3 separate regions of the Homo sapiens genome follow, and regions 2 and 3 are each linked to region 1. Evidence: chromatin loops called from intact Hi-C (ENCODE). Cell type or tissue: B cell. All regions are shown on one strand. Region 1 overlaps IL2RA (interleukin 2 receptor subunit alpha). Region 2 holds the start of MIR3155A (microRNA 3155a). Region 3 has its middle 14 kb from the start of TRV-TAC3-1.

Evidence for each region. Peaks named below come from ENCODE experiments on the same cell type or tissue, not always from the same donor. Only the 100,000 strongest peaks of a DNase experiment are listed, where the experiment ranks them.
Region 2: it touches region 1 in a loop (3-fold over the local background); 2 of 110 quality-filtered maps call a loop at or near these places.
Region 3: it touches region 1 in a loop (9-fold over the local background); 2 of 110 quality-filtered maps call a loop at or near these places.

The regions. Positions count from the first base shown.
Region 1 is chr10:6,048,156-6,053,155 of GRCh38, forward strand. All of the region lies in intron 1 of IL2RA (interleukin 2 receptor subunit alpha), which reads right to left. Among named protein-coding and RNA genes, the nearest start is that of IL2RA, 12 kb to the right of the region's middle. RefSeq lists enhancers at 2,470-2,849, 2,860-2,989, 3,080-3,349 and a cis regulatory region at 4,371-4,871. In B cell, CTCF peaks have their summits at 2,861 and 3,062; DNase peaks (open chromatin) are centred at 2,796, 3,106, 3,513 and 4,576; H3K4me3 peaks cover 2,483 bases; H3K27ac peaks cover 5,000 bases.
Region 2 is chr10:6,148,921-6,153,920 of GRCh38, forward strand. It overlaps MIR3155A (microRNA 3155a), which reads left to right and starts at 3,276; the gene lies at 3,276-3,357. MIR3155B (microRNA 3155b) reads right to left here and starts at 3,342; the gene lies at 3,287-3,342. It also overlaps a transcript of PFKFB3 not described here and the pseudogene RN7SKP78. RefSeq lists an enhancer at 2,646-2,695. In B cell, CTCF peaks have their summits at 2,678 (motif pointing left) and 2,882; DNase peaks (open chromatin) are centred at 2,421 and 2,531; H3K4me3 peaks cover 1,299 bases; H3K27ac peaks cover 1,365 bases.
Region 3 is chr10:5,837,585-5,842,584 of GRCh38, forward strand. No RefSeq gene overlaps it. Among named protein-coding and RNA genes, the nearest start is that of TRV-TAC3-1, 14 kb to the right of the region's middle. RefSeq lists enhancers at 2,440-2,739, 2,950-3,129, 3,410-3,459. In B cell, no CTCF peak of the experiment used is centred here; DNase peaks (open chromatin) are centred at 1,047, 2,887 and 3,487; H3K4me3 peaks cover 1,861 bases; H3K27ac peaks cover 4,002 bases.

The DNA.
Region 1 (5,000 bases):
CACAGGAAGGCTGTCATGGGAGTCCTGAGGTGGGTGGTGATAAGTAAGCAAGAAGAGGGGTTGCTGGCGTTAAGAGATTTTAGAAGTTGGAATTGCCAAAAATTGAGGCTGGATTATTAGGTGCATGGAGGACAGCAAGGAAGAAATGAGGATTTTGCCCAGATTTCCTGGGCGATGGGGAGGATGGGGTGCCATTCATTGAGATAGCAAAGAGAGGAGAAAGAGTAGGTTCCAGGGAGGGAGGACAGTTCTGGATGTGTAGACTGAGCAGCCTGTGAGGCATCCACACGGAAAGGTCCGAGGGAAGGGCCTTTGGCCATGCAGACTAGAAGCCCAGCAAGTCACATTTAGTGAGCACCTACTGTGTGCTCTGGTCACTCTAGGCAGGCTAGCTTATGTAGCCTTACAGCACCCAGCAGGGTCTGTGTTATTCCCATTTTATACGAACAGAAGCTGAGGCCCACCGAGGTTAAAACCCTACCCTCATGGACTTCCATGGAGGTTACTCAATGCCCTATGGGTTTGCCTTTCTGCTTCCCTTCATTCTTCACATAAACCCAGTGCTTTCTCTTCTTCCTTCATTCTTCACATAAACCCAATGCTGTCTCTCCAAAGTACAAGCCATGCCCTGACTGAGACCCCTCTGGGATGTTCTGTTCCTTCCAGGACACAGTTTAAGCCCAGTGACATGGGGAGACTCCAAGACACAGCTCATGCCCAACTTCAAAATCTCTGCTTCCACTATGTGCCTGAGCTCTCCTGCCTTGCGGGACTCTGCGTGGCTCTTGGAGCTCACCATGTGTTTTGTCTTGGGCCTTGGTCATTGTATTATTCAGGGAAACAGAATTTCTCTAGAGAAACAAAACCAATAGGATGTATGTAGATAAATAAGAGAATATTTATAATGGGAGTTGGCTCACTCAATTATGGAGGCTGAGAAGTCCCACAATATGCCAGCTGGAGCTGGATAACTAGGAAAGCTGGTGGTGTGGCTCAGTCTAAGACTGAAGGCCTGAGGAGCAGAGGGGCCCTGCTGTAAGTCCCAGAGTCCAAAAGCTGGAGAACCAGGAGTGCAAATGTCCAAGAGCAGACGACGGATGTCCCAGCTTGAACAGAGAGAATGCAACCTTCCTCTGCCTTCTTGTTCTATTCTGGTCCTCTATGGTTGGATGATCCCCACCACACTGGTGAGGGTGATTTTCTTTACTCAGTCTACCAACAAGAAATTTACCCAGTCTATTCAATTCAAATGCTAGTGTCTCCTGGAAATACCCTCACAGACACCCCCAGAGAGACTGTTTAGCCAGCTATCTGGGCATCCCTTAGCCCAGGCAAGTGGACACATTGAAATTGACCATCATGCTCATGCCACACTTCCCTAATGCATTTCTACCTTCTTAACTCCTGCTTTCCCTGGAGGTCTCCCATTGGCTGTCATCTTTCTCTGGGAAGCCTCCGGGACTCTTCTGTCTGTGCTTTGTGGCATTTCTCTGCAGTCCCAGACTTTGCTCCCTTTTCTTTACACGGCACTCACCCTACTGTATCCATCTCCCTCCCACCACCTTGCTAGTGCCTGCACAGAATGGCATGCAAAGGTTTTCGTAAAGGAAAGTAGAAATTCACAAGTTCAAGCTAGGATTTGAATTCAAGCTGTCAACTTTCCAAATTCATAAGACTTTTCCATTCTCTCAAGACGCTTTTCTGGTTGGGAAAAATTCCGGTAGGCAGACAAGATGGGGAAGATTGTTCCAGTAAGGGAGGAGGGTGTTCCTGGGAGTCCAGCTTTGAAATCACAAATGAGGAGGTTCCCTTTGAAGGACAGGAGGAGACCTGCTGGCCAAGGCGTGCTATGTGCTGAGGGAACAGTCTTGGCTGGGGAGCATGTTGTGTGCCAGGCAGAGGAGGTAGCAAAGTGCCCCTGAGGCAATGGAAATGACTGGAGCTCTTGCAGCCGAAAGGGCATCACGACAGGTGCTTTCAGGGGAGATTAACTTGGGGATGAATAACAGGGTGACTGAAAACCAGAGCTTCAGGGCCTGCCTAGGCAGCCCAGGAGATGAACAGTGCCTGTTGACAGCTTGCTTCCTGTGTCGGCCTGAATGCATGGGTTCTGCTCAGATCTACTGGCTCCTTGCTTTCTTGGGAGAGTGAATTACTGCCTCATGGTCTCAGTTTCCTCATCCGTAAAATGGGAATGGTGGCAGGGCGTGGTGGCTCAAGCCTGTAATCCCAGCACTTTGGGAGGCTGAGACTGGTGGATCAATTGAGGTCAGGAGTTTGAGACCAGCCTGGCCAACATGGTCTCTACTAACCTGTCTCTACTAAAAATACAAAAATTAGTCAGGCATGGCGATGGGGCATGCCTGTAATCCCAGCTACTGGGGAGGCTGAGGCATGAGAATCTCTTGAACCCGGGAGGCAGAGGTTGCAGTGAGCCGAGATCATACCACTGCACTCCAGTCTGGGCAACAGAGTGAGACTCTGTCTCAAAAAAAAGGTGGTTGGGGTGGGGGAATAGTGCTAACAGTCCCCATCTCCTATGGTGGCCATGAGGAATCTGTAAGATCACAGAAGCAGAGCACGCAGCAAGGCCTCCCTGGCCCGGGAGTGCTCAGAGCTGGGATCCCAGTGCAGGACGAGGAGGAGGAGGATGGGTGCCCTGGCTACAGGTCCTCTTGCACTAGATTGAAAACGGGGCCAGAGAAGCAGAGCTTGAGAGACGCTGGGAGAGGGAAAGTGAAACTGATGGTCCGGTGGGTGAAAGGTAGTGAAAGCCCGAAGTGCAGTAAACCAGGGATCAACATCTCCAGCCAAAAGGCTCACCCTGTGGTCTCAGCGCCACCTGGGCGTCAGACAGATGTCTGGAGAGACGGCTCTTTTATTCTGAAACACCCCTCCAACTTTTTTTTTTTTTTGGTAATTGTTTGTTTTGCTTTCCATTTAATATAAGGAGTTTTCTCCTTTACAAAAGTTCTTTTTGTTCTAAATCAGGCTGTAAACAGAGGTGCTACCACAAGGACCGGAAGCAGAGACCACACTGGTGCTCAGCTGGGTTGCAGGCTCTGCCTGGTTTCATTGTCGGGGAAGCCACCAGGCCTGCCCCCAGCCAGCGAGATGTCACGCATGCAGCCGGGTGTCATCCCCAAAACTCCCGGGAAACTCTCGGGGCACCAGGGCAGGAAGAGGCTGACGTCAACTTTAACTCCGGGGACTTCAAACGAAACTTTTAGAAATGATTCCTTTGCCCTTTACTTGGTGACGTAATAAACTGATCTTTCTCTGAAAAGATGGGCCGATTTGCTTCAAGGAGCTCATTTCATGAGGAGAAAATACACACAAATATATATATATATATATATATATTTTTTTTCTTTTTTTTTTTGAGACGGAGTTTCCCTCTGTCACCCAGGCTGGAGTGCAGTGGCTCAATCTCGGCTCACTGCAACCTCAGCCTCCAGGTTCAGGGGATTCTCCTGCCTCAGCCTCCCTGAGTAGCTGGGATTACAGGCATGTGCCACCACACCTGGCTAACTTTTGTATTTTTAGTAGAGACGGGGTTTCACCATGTTGGTCAGCTGTTCTCGAACTCCTGACCTCAGGTGATCTGCCCGCCTCAGCCTCCCAAAGTGCTGGGATTACAGACGTGAGCCATCATGCCCAGCTATATATATATATATATATATATATAGAATTTTTTAAGGAAACATTGCTGCTTTGCTACAAAGTATATAATAATGTAAACTGGACTAATACGATTCCTTCCTCCTTTCCTTGGAGAAGTCACAGACTTTTAGGATTGGAGAACGGTTCACATGCATGTGTGTGGGGCAGTTGGTCAGAGCTGTCCATTATGAAAGGTGCTTCTAGAATACTTGGGGAATGTGGGAGCTAGAAAACAGGTTGTTATTAAAGGAATTGAAATACTCCCACTTGAAATGTTCCCATTTTCTCTGTAAAGGAATTTCTTGAGCAAAGGAAAACTCTACATCCTCTGTCTACCTGAAGTTCAAAATTAGTGGTGTTTGGTTTTAATAATTTTAGTAGTTGATGACAAAACAACGCTCTCTGCTGTCCTCTCTGTCACATCTAACATGATGTGAATGAGGCAGTCCCTGATGTGAGATGTGCTGGGTTTTGCAGGGGTAATGAACATCGATCTGTGTGTTCCATCGACTCCTTCTTTAAACTTGTATCTCAGCACTTAGCCTGTGTCATAATTGTCTGTGCAGAGGTCAAGGATGGGCTCTTATTCATCTCTGTGTCTCAAACCCTGTGCCTGACACATAGCAGTTCCTCAATGAACATTTGCTGAATGAATGAATGAACAAAGGAATGAACAAACCAATAGCCGGAAGTCCTACCACACAAGAGGTTGTCTCCAATCTCCCTGACTTTCCCTCTTCCTCCTGTACCCTCAACCCATCAGCTGCCTGTACTGCTGTAGCAACAACTTCTCTCTGAAAACCTTCCCAGGGGAGAAAACGCGCCCCCCCTCACGCCTCAGAGGCACACACCTATCCTAGCCTTTGTTTTTTTATTGCTGAGAGTACAGAAAGCAGCGGCTTCTGAAGGAGGTATCTATTTTGGTCCCAAACAGAAAAGAGTGGGTGATTCTGTGGGCAGAGGTGGCAATTCCTGAATGTGGTATGGTGACTCACGCCCGGAGGTGCTCAGAATTTCCTCTGTTTTGTGGCTGCTGGGGCAGGTGCGACACTGCCGCTTTCTCTAAAGATGCCCCCAAGCTGCTCTGGGGGTAGAAGGAAGGCTGCAGGGAACAGCAGGACCCGGAGAACCCAGACCCCAAGGACCAGGTGGTCCTTAAGCCATCCTGCAGGAGGCCGGCTGCTCTAGCAGGTTGAGGAGTGCCACGCGGCTCTGTGGGTACCGCCTCACTGCATGTACCTGGGGCTGAAGGAGCAGTGGGCATTACTCACAGCCTATTACTTCACCTTTGTAAAAAACAAAAATAACTTCCCTGCTCACATGGCACCTTTGTCTTT
Region 2 (5,000 bases), 100 kb after region 1:
AATTAAAAATCAGCTGGGGGTGGTGGCGTGAACTTGTAGTCCCAGCTACTCTGGAGTCTGAGATGGGAGGATTGCTTGAGCCCAGGAGTTCAAGGCTGCAGTGAGCTACGATCACACCACTGCACTCCAGCCTGAGTGACAGAGCAAGACCCTGTCTCTCTAAAGAGAAATAAATAAGACAGATGGTGTAGACGGTGACTCATCTCAGGTGATGGAGGCGTGGCTCTAAGAGACTGTGGTCTTGAATAAATCGTTGAGGTCCTTTTCAAGTCTAGAATCCTATAACAATGTCTTCAGACAGCAGTGTTCCAAGGATTTTTGTACGTTCCACCTTCAGAGGGACAAGGGAATAGCAGGTGAAAGTTCTAATAATAAATAACAATAAGGCCGGGTGCGGTGGCTCATGCCTATAATCCCAGCACTTGGGAGGCCAAGGCGGGTGGATCACCTGAGGTCAGGAGTTCGAGACCAGGCTGGCCAACATGGTGAAACCCTGTCTCTACTAAAAATCCAAAAATTAGCCAGGGGTGGGGGTGGGCGCCTGTAATTCCAGCTACCTGGGGAGCTGAGGCAGGAGAATCACTTGAACCCAGGAGGCAGAGGTTGCAGTGAGCCGAGATCGTGCCACTGCACTCCAGCCTGGGCGACAGAGTGAGACTCCCTCTCAAAAAAAAAAAAAAAAGATACAAAATGCACTGTGTGGGATGTGAGGGCAATCTGGCTGTGACATCTGTCACCCCAGTAATCGTCAGGGTTGATTTGGCTGATCTGGCTGGCTAGGTGGGTGTCCCCTTCCTCCCTCACCACTCCATGTGCGTCCCTCCCAAAGCTGTGTGCTCGGTCCAAGAGGATGACCATCCCCAATAGAGGAGGACTCATCTTCAGTCAAGGGTACACGAGTAGCTGCACTCCCCTGCTAGAACCTCCAAACAAGCTCTCAAAATGCACTGTGTGACCTTACTATAATATCCTCCAGTTCCATCCCAAGGATTTCACTCTTTTTTATGGCTGAGTAGTATTCCATGTTGTATATGTACATTTTCTGTATCCATTCATCTGTTGTTGGACACCTAGGTTGATTCCATGTCTTGGCCGTTGTGAATAGCGCTGCAATAAACTTGGGGTTTGGATGTCTCTTCACGCCTTTTAAGTTCATGCCTTTTCTGTCACCTTTTCCATTGATTCTATGCACATAGCACCTCTTGCAGGCATATCTTGTCCCATAACCAGACCGGAACACTCATTTGTTCTCAGAATGCTTTCTGCATGGTAACTTGGAGAGCTATTTGAGTTACGGTCTATACCTCATGCTTATATTGGACCTGGTGGTAGCAAGTGTTTCATAAATTCTTCTACTTGGTTAATCTGTCATTTTCTTTTGGAATGAGTAGTTGCAGAGCCACATTAAGATCCTTATAGGCCAGGCACGGTGGCTCATGCCTGTAACCCAGCACGTTGGACGGCTGAGTAAGGTCAGAGGATTACTTCAGACCAGGCGTTCGAGACCAGCCTGACCAACATGGTGAAACCCTGTCTCTACTAAAAATACAAAAATTAACTGGGCGTGGTGGTGGGCGCCTGTAATCCCAGCTACTCAGGAGACTGAGGCACGAGAATCACTTGAACCTAGGAGGCGGAGGTTGTGGTGAGCTGAAATCGTGGCCACTGCACTCCAGCCGGGGCGACAGAGCGAGACTGTCTCAAAAATAACAATAATAATAAATCCTTATAAACCCTAAATGCTGAAAGATGATGGCATTTCCCCATGCGTAATTTAAAATAAAGACAATACCCAGGCTGTGCGTGGTGGCTCACGCCTGTAATCCCAGCTCTTCGGGAGGCCGAGGCGAGTGGATCACTTGACGTCAGGAGTTTGAGACCAGCCTGACCAACATGGTGAAACCCCGTCTCTACTAAAAGTATGAACAATTAGCCAGGTATGGTGGCGGGCACCTGTAATTTCAGCTATTCCGGAGGCTGAGGCAGGAGAACCGCTTGAACCTGGGGGGGCGGAGATTGCAGTGAGCCAAGATCCTGCCACTGCACCCTGGCCTGGGCGACAGAGCCAAACTCAGTCTCAGAACAACAACAACAAAAAGCAAAAATTGCCTATCATTCATGACGGCAGGGGAAGAGTTCCAAGATTTCCAGCTGGGCGGTTGAGACGGTGGACCAGGACAGCAGGGAGACGGACACAGGGAGGGAGCCCCAGTCTGTGGAACACCATCCCACTTACCGTAGCTCCCCACTGGCAGTGTGTATGAGTCTTGGTGGTATCTTGTGTGCGGGTCTGAGCTAGGGGGCGTGGCCCCAGGAGCATCCAAGGTTCTGGTTGGGGCAGCCACAAGGTGTCTGAAGAGCAGCGGGGTTTGGTCGTCCTGGCACTTCCGCAAGCAGCCTTTCCAGCTGTAGCTCCGGAAGGTGCTCTGACATGACAGTTCAAAAACACACTTCCCCCTGGCCTGGGCTTCAACACTCACTTGTCAGAAAGTGAGGTCCTGTATGCCCCAGTCCTCGGCCAGAGAAGCAAGAAGCAGATTTCCCAGAGGCTGTGGCCCCTTGCATTGGTGAGGACACTGGGGTGCTACCTCTGTTTGAGGGGTGACTGACAACTGTGCTTTCTTAGGGTGGAGTTGGTCTGCTGTCGTGACTGTCTGCTTGAGATACTGACCCCTGGCGATCAGATTCTGGAAGTCCTCTCCTGAGGCTGCTGAAGTCGTCCCAGAGGCTTGTCCAGCCACAGCAGTGGAGAAAGATCCAATCAGGCAGGCAGGGGCAAACGGGAAGTCGGGAGGGTACCCTCCCCGCTCCCTGAGAAGTGTGGACTTTCAAAAGGAAGTGAGAAAGAGGAAGGTCTTGCCTAGGCATGGGGTAGACCTGTTTGATGCAGGCGGACTTCAGGGAAAGCTGGTCCTCAGTGCCACAGTGCTGTGGCTGTCGGGCGGCAGGCACTGGCTCACAGCCGTGGTGGGGACGCCTTGTTTCTCGGAAGGACAGAACCGCCCTCCTGCAGCTCCTGTTCCTGGCTTCACATTAGAATTAACTGGGGAGCTAAAAAAAAAAAAAACCTGATGCCCCAGAAATTCTGATTTGATAGTTTCTGCCTTGATGCCTAGACAAAAAATGTCCTGAAACAATACTTCACCTCAGACAATACTGTACATGCTGATGTTTTCTAGTCTGTTCCATTTCATTAAGAAAGATTCTGGTCTTATTCCAGTAAATTGATTTCAAGGCCACTAATGGGTGGTGACCCACACTTTTGAGATGCCTGTTCCGGGCATCACCTCCCACTGCAGAGCCTGGGGAGCCGGACAGCTCCCTTCCCAGGCTCTGCAGTGGGAACTGATGCCTGGAACAGTTCCTGCAGCCGGTCTCCAGTGTGATTCAGGTCCTGCGGCAAGTTCTAGGTGGTCCAAGTGAGGCAGAAGCCTTGCTGGAGGCTTTACCCGTCCACACTGCTGTGGAGCCTCTGAGCCTCCATGGAGGCTCCCCAAGCCAGGCAGCAGGGGAGGAAGCGTCTGGTAGGAGGGTGGAAGGCATCACGATAACTAGCCACCTGCAAGGGCTAAATCTCTCTGGGACGTTTGCACGAGGAACATTCCGAACCCATGAATAGAGGAGGGCTGCGGATCTGGTAGCTGAGGAAATTCAGTAGAAAAGCGAGAAATGTATGCCAGGTGCAGTGGCACACACCTGCAGCCCCAGCTACTTGGGAGGCTGAGGTGGGAGGATTGCTTGAGCCCAGGAGAGTGAGACCAGCCTGGGCAACATAGTGAGATCCTGTCCCTACAAATAAAAAATTAAAAAATTAGCTAGGTGTGGAGGCATGTGCCTGTAGTGCCAGCTACTTGGGAGGCTGAGGTGGGAGGATTGCCTGAGCCTGGGAAGTTGAGGCTGCAGTGAGCCTTGATCGTACCGCTGCACTCCAGCCCGGGCAACAGAAAGAGACCTTGTCTTTAAAAAAAGGAAGAAGAGGCTGGGCACGGTGGCTCACGCCTGTAATCCCAGCACTTTGGGAGGCTGAGGTGGGCAGATCACCTGAGCTCAGAAGTTCGAGACCAGCTTGATCAACATGGTGAAACCCCATCTCTACTAAAAATACAAAAAAATTAGCTGTGCATGGTGGTGGGTGTCTGTAATCCCAGCTACTCGGGAGGCTAAGGCAGGAGAATTGCTTGAACTGGAAGGCATTGAGCCAAGATCATGCCACTGCACTCCAGCCTGGGAGACACAGCGAGACTCTGTCTCAGAAAAAAGAAAGAAAGAAAGAAAGAAAGAAATAAGAACAGAGAAAAGCAAGAAATGTAATTGAAAGGCCGATGGGCTGCCCTGTCCTGCGGGTGCCTACCCTCATTTATGATGCAACTGAAGTCACTTCCATAAGCTCTTCGGTCCTTTCAGCAGTGCCCAGTAGGCCAGGGGCGGATGTAAGTGCAGAGGCTGCGGCAGTGAACAAAACAGACAAACCTCGGCCATGGAGCTTACATGTGAATGGGGTAAGCCTGTGTGGCTTGGTCCTTGGTAGATGCTTTGAGTGGCTGGTAGGAGGTCATGGTGACCTCCCTGGGTTGGTGAGCAGGTGAACGCTGCATGTGTCAATGGATGTGAATGCCAAGAAGAAAATAACTCAGGAAAGAGGAGGGGGAGGGGCTGGGCGAGGTGGCTCACACCTCTAATCCCAGCATTTTGGGAGGCCGAGGCAGGCGGATCAGTTGGGGTCAGGAGTTCGAGACCAGCCTGTACAACATGGTGAAACCCCTGTCTCTACTGAAAATACAAAAATTAGCTGGGTGTGGAGGCAGGTGCCTGTAATCCCAGCTACTCAGGAGGCTGAGGCAGGAGAATTGCTTGAACCTGGGAGGTGAGGTTGCAGTGAGCTGAGATCGCGCCACTGCACGCCAGCCTGGGAGACAGAGCGAGACTCCATCTAAAAAAAAAAAGAGAGGGGAGAGGGAGTCAGGGACCGGGAGGGAGGATTGTGGTTGCACACAGGATGG
Region 3 (5,000 bases), 210 kb before region 1:
TCCACCTTGGCTTCCCAAAATGCTGGGATTACAGGCGTGAGCCACTGAGCCTGGTCTGTTTTTTGTTGTTGTTGTTGTTTGTTTGTTTGTTTGTTTAACAAAGGCCCAGGCCCTGCTCTTAAGGAACTCCCTGTCTAGTGGAGGAGGGAAGCATTTGAAAAATCAGAATGTGGTAAAAACAGCTGAAGCCTATGAGCTCATTCATATATAAAGAGCTCCTACAGGCCAGGCGCAGTGGCTCACACTGTAATCCCAGCACTTTGGGAGGCCGAGGCGGGCAGATCACTTGAGGTCAGGAGTTCAAGACCAACCTGGCTGACATGGTGAAAAAAAAAAAATACAAAAAAATTAGCCAGATGTGGTGGTAGGCACCTGTAGTCCCAGCTACTCGGGAGGCTGAGGCAGGAGAATCACTTGACCCCAGGAGGTGGAGGTTGCAGTGAGCTGAGATCACGCCACTACACTCCAGCCTGGGCCACAGAGTGACTCCGTCTCAAAAAAAAAAAGCTCTTACAACTCAACAACAAAAAAACGAACAATCCAACTAAAAACTGCGCAAAGAACTTGAGTGGACATTTCTCAAAAAAGATATACCAATGGCCAACAAGCACATGAAAAGATGCTCAGGCTGGCTGCAGTGGCTCACACCTGTAATCCCAGCACTGAGAGGATGGGGTGGCAGATGGCTAGAGCCCAGGAGTTTGAGACCAGCCTGGGCAACATGATGAAACCCTGTTTCTACAAAAATTACAAAAAATTAGCCAGGCATGGTGGCATATGCCTGCAGTCCCAACTACTTGTGGGGCTGAGGTGAGAGGATCCCCAGAGCTCGGGAGGTCAAGGCTGCAGTGAACCGTGATCACACCGCTGCACTCCAGCTTGGGGGACAGAGCAAGACCCTGTCTCAAAACAAACAAACAAACAAACAAAATCATCCTATGATCCAGCATCCCACTCCTAAAGAATTAAAAGCAGGGACTCAAACAGATACTGTGCACCAATGTTCATAGCAACACTGTCAACAGAAACCAAAAGGAAAACAAGCCAAATGTGCATCCGCAGATGAGCGAAGAAACAAAGTGTGTCCATCCATACAATGAAATAGGATTCAGTTATAAAAGGGAATCGAGGCTGGGCGCGGTGGCTCACACCTGTAATCCCAGCACTTTGGGAGGCCGAGGTGGCCGGATCACGGGGTCAGAGATCAAGGCCATCCTGGCTAACAGAGTGAAACCCCGTCTCTATTAAAAATACAAAAAATTAGCCGGGCATGGTGGCGGGCGCCTGTAGTCCCAGCTACTCGGGAGGCTGAGGCAGAAGAATGGCGTGAACCCGGGAGGCGGAGCTTGCAGTGAGCCAAGATCGCGCCACTGCACTCTAGCCTGGGTGACAGAGCGAGACTCTGATAAAAAAAGAAAAAAAGGGAATCGAGCATTAAAGTATGCTACATCATGGATGAACCTTTGCAATATTAAAATAACAGAAGCCAGACACAAAAGGTCACATATTGTGTGATTCCATTGATATGAAATGTACGGGATAATTAAATCCATAGAGACAGAAAGCAACTTGGTGGATGTCACAGGGACCTTTGTTTGAATCCCAACTTTGCCATTTATTGGTGGTCTAACCTTGAGCAGGGCATTTAACCTCTCAAGATTCCAGTTTGTTCATCTGGAGAATGGGGATGACCGTCAAGCCCACCTCAGCAGGGCATCGTATGGGAACTCTGAGCTTGGACCCGCTCAGCAGTGTTTTTTTTTTTCTTTTTGAGACGGAGTCTCGCTTTGTCACCCAAGCTGGAGTGCAGTGGCACAATCTCGGCTCACTGCAACCTCTGCCTCCTGGGTTCAAGTGATTCTCCTGCCTCAGCCTCCTGAGTAGCTGGGATTAAAGGCGTGCACCACCACGCCTGGCTAATTTTTGTATTTTTAGTACCGACTGAGTTTCACCATGTTGGCCAGGCTGGTCTTGAACCCCTGACCCTCCTCGGCCTCCTAAAGTGTTGGGATTACAGGCGTGAGCCACGGCGCCCGGCCCCTGCTTAGCACTTCTGTCATAGGCTCCTGTAACACGTGCCATTTCCAGTTGTTTTGTATCTGGATGTCACGTTAGACTGGACCCCATGTTGGCAGGGACTGCAACCGCTGTGTTGACCACTGTGCTTCTGCCCTGAGCACAGTCCCTGGCACGTTGCCGTCACAGTCTGGGAGGGGAGAATGAAGAGTGACTGCACATGGGTGCGGGGTTGTATTTGGGGTGAGGAGAACACTTTGGAGCTAGATAGCGGTGGTGCCTGCAGAACAGTGAATGTTTTAAATGCCACTGAATTATTCCTTTTATTTATTTATTTATTTTAGTTTTTTTTTGAGACAGGGCCTCTCTCTGTCACCCAGGCTGGGAGTGCAGTGGGACAATCATAGCTCATTGCAGCCTCAACCCCCACCAGGCTTAAGCCATCCTCCCACCTCAGCCTCCGGAGTAGCTGGGAACACAGGTGCACACTACCATGCCCGGCTAATTTTGTTTTTCTTTTTTCGGGGACAGGGTCTCACTATGTTGTCCAGGCTGGTCTCGAACTCCTGGGCTCAAACGATCCTCCCACCTCGGTCTCCCAAAGTGCTGGGATTACAGGTGTGAGCCACTGCACCCGGCCCGAATTTTTCACTTTAAATGGTTCATTTTACGTTACTTGAATTTCACCTCGATAAAAAAACAACAAGGCATCTGAAGTTGTCCACAGGCTTCACACAGCACGTGGAAAGGCGGGCCGGGGTGACTCACCCCTCTGGGGGTCAGGAACGCCGTTCTGGATAACTCGCATCCCCCTGGGGATGTGAGTCTGAGCTGCCCCGGCGAGCGCAGCTGTGTGCAGGGCCCGCAGTTCCTGTTTCCGTCGAGCCTACAGCCCAGAGAAGCGTGTGCTTCTCCCCACGGAGGTGGGTCTCCGTTTCAGGGTCAGACCTGAAAGCATCGGTTGCGTTTGCTGGAGTTGTTGTCAGCATGTTTGCCGCTTTGATTTAGAGGCCGGGATAAAGGGCGATTATCAAAGGACTGCATGTTCCCGGCATGGCCACGATGGGCCCCGGCAGTGTCCCTGGAGGCAGCAAGCTCACTGGACAGGAACAGAGGTGCCATTGTGTGTGGCTAAAGCAGCTAGAAAGTCAGTGCTTCTCTGCTGCACTGTGAGGCGGGAAGAAGATGTATTTCCACCTCGCGGGGCACCTCGTGTCCTGTCTGGGGGGTCTGTGGGCACCAGTGTCCACCCAGGTCCTGCTGCAGAAAGTGGGGAGGCCAGTGGCTCTGGGGCCCTCATTTGGATTTTTTGAGAATTCGTGCCTCCACGCTTTGTCCAAAGCTCTCCTGAAAACCCCTTCGAAAGTCAGGCACAGCCTAGTGAAGGTGCTGTTCCCACGGTTCATGTCATGTGGCCCTGGAAGGTCTCACTCGCTGCAGGTGACCGGGGGGCAGGAGGACATACAGAAAGGCTTCAGCCCACGACTGCCCTGGTGACGCGGGTCATGTCCTCACCCTCACGCCCCCTCATTGCCCCTTTATTTCTGGCATTTCCTTCCTCGGTGGGAGGCCCCCTCTCTGGTGCTGCAAATAAACACCAGACCCCGCCCATCAATCACACCTCTTCAGTGACACAATGACACCCTTTCTGTGCATCAGTGCCCTGTGCTGTCAGAGTCTCGTGACACAGATTCAAACTATTTGGGGATTCTATTTTGGCCAAGCACTGGCCAGTTATTTAACAGGTATGGATTATTTTAACCTTTGTAATTACTGCATAAAGCAGGTGTTACTAAATCCATTGTACGAATAAGGGTACTGACTCAGGTTGGGATTGGCCAAGGCAAGAAGCTGATTAGTGGTGGGGCAGGATTCAAATGTCTGAGTTACTGTTTTTTATACTGTAAGTTCAAAAAACAACAATAACAAAACAAAAACCAAAACAAACAAATAAAAATAAATAAGTAAACTGTAAGTTTAATAAGCTGGCCCTATAAGTAAACCAGTTACTGGAGGCATTCTCCCTCCAGAGCGAAAACAAGAGATTTCTGTGGCAGCTGTCGTATATTTGTAGAGATGGGAGTGATTTGGATAGATTGTTTAACGGTAGGCGCGGGGTCTTCACACAGCCCCTAAATCACCAAATGTGACTGCCTGGTCTACATGCACCAGAAGCTGCTATTTGACAGCTTTACTTAGCGAATGGCTTAATCACGGCATTTCCCCCTCGAATTGATGTAAAGGTGACTCCAAGAGCACAAATTCATTGAAAGTGTTTCTGCCACCATCCCCTTCATGTATACATCAAAGAAAATCAAGAGTAGGATGCCCCTGAGGCCATGGCGTGAGCTGGAATGCTCTTCTCCAACTCATGGTGTTGTCTTCTATATTAGTCTGTTCTCTCATTGCTATGAAGAAATACCTGAGACTGCATAATTTATAGAAAACAAGGTTCAATTGGCTCACGGTTCTGCAGGCTGTACAGGTCGCATAGCACCGGCAACAGCTTCTGGGGAGGCTTCCGGGGGCTTCCAATCATGGCGGAAGGCGAAGGGGAGCAGGCGACTGACATGGCGGGAGAGGGAGCGGCGGCGGGGGGCGCATTTTTAAACAACCAGATCTCATGACAACTCACTACTGTGAGGGATCCAACCCCACGACCCAAACACTTCCCACCACGGCCCACCTCCAACATTGGGGATTACAATTCAACATGAGATTTGGTGGGGACACAGACCCAAATTATTTCATCTTTTGTGAAGCCCAACCAGATCCCCCATCCCTGACACGAATTGCTCCTTCTCTGGTATTTCTCTCCTCCATTAGACTGTGAGATCCTTGAGCTCCGGCACTATATTTTAGCTATCCTTTTCAGTGCTCTTTCAGCGAGAAAAACATTAAAGAATGAAGAAAGGGAGGAAAGAGGAAAAGCTTCCAGAGGCTTACAATTCATTATTAACAAGATAATGTGGTGCTGGGCGCGG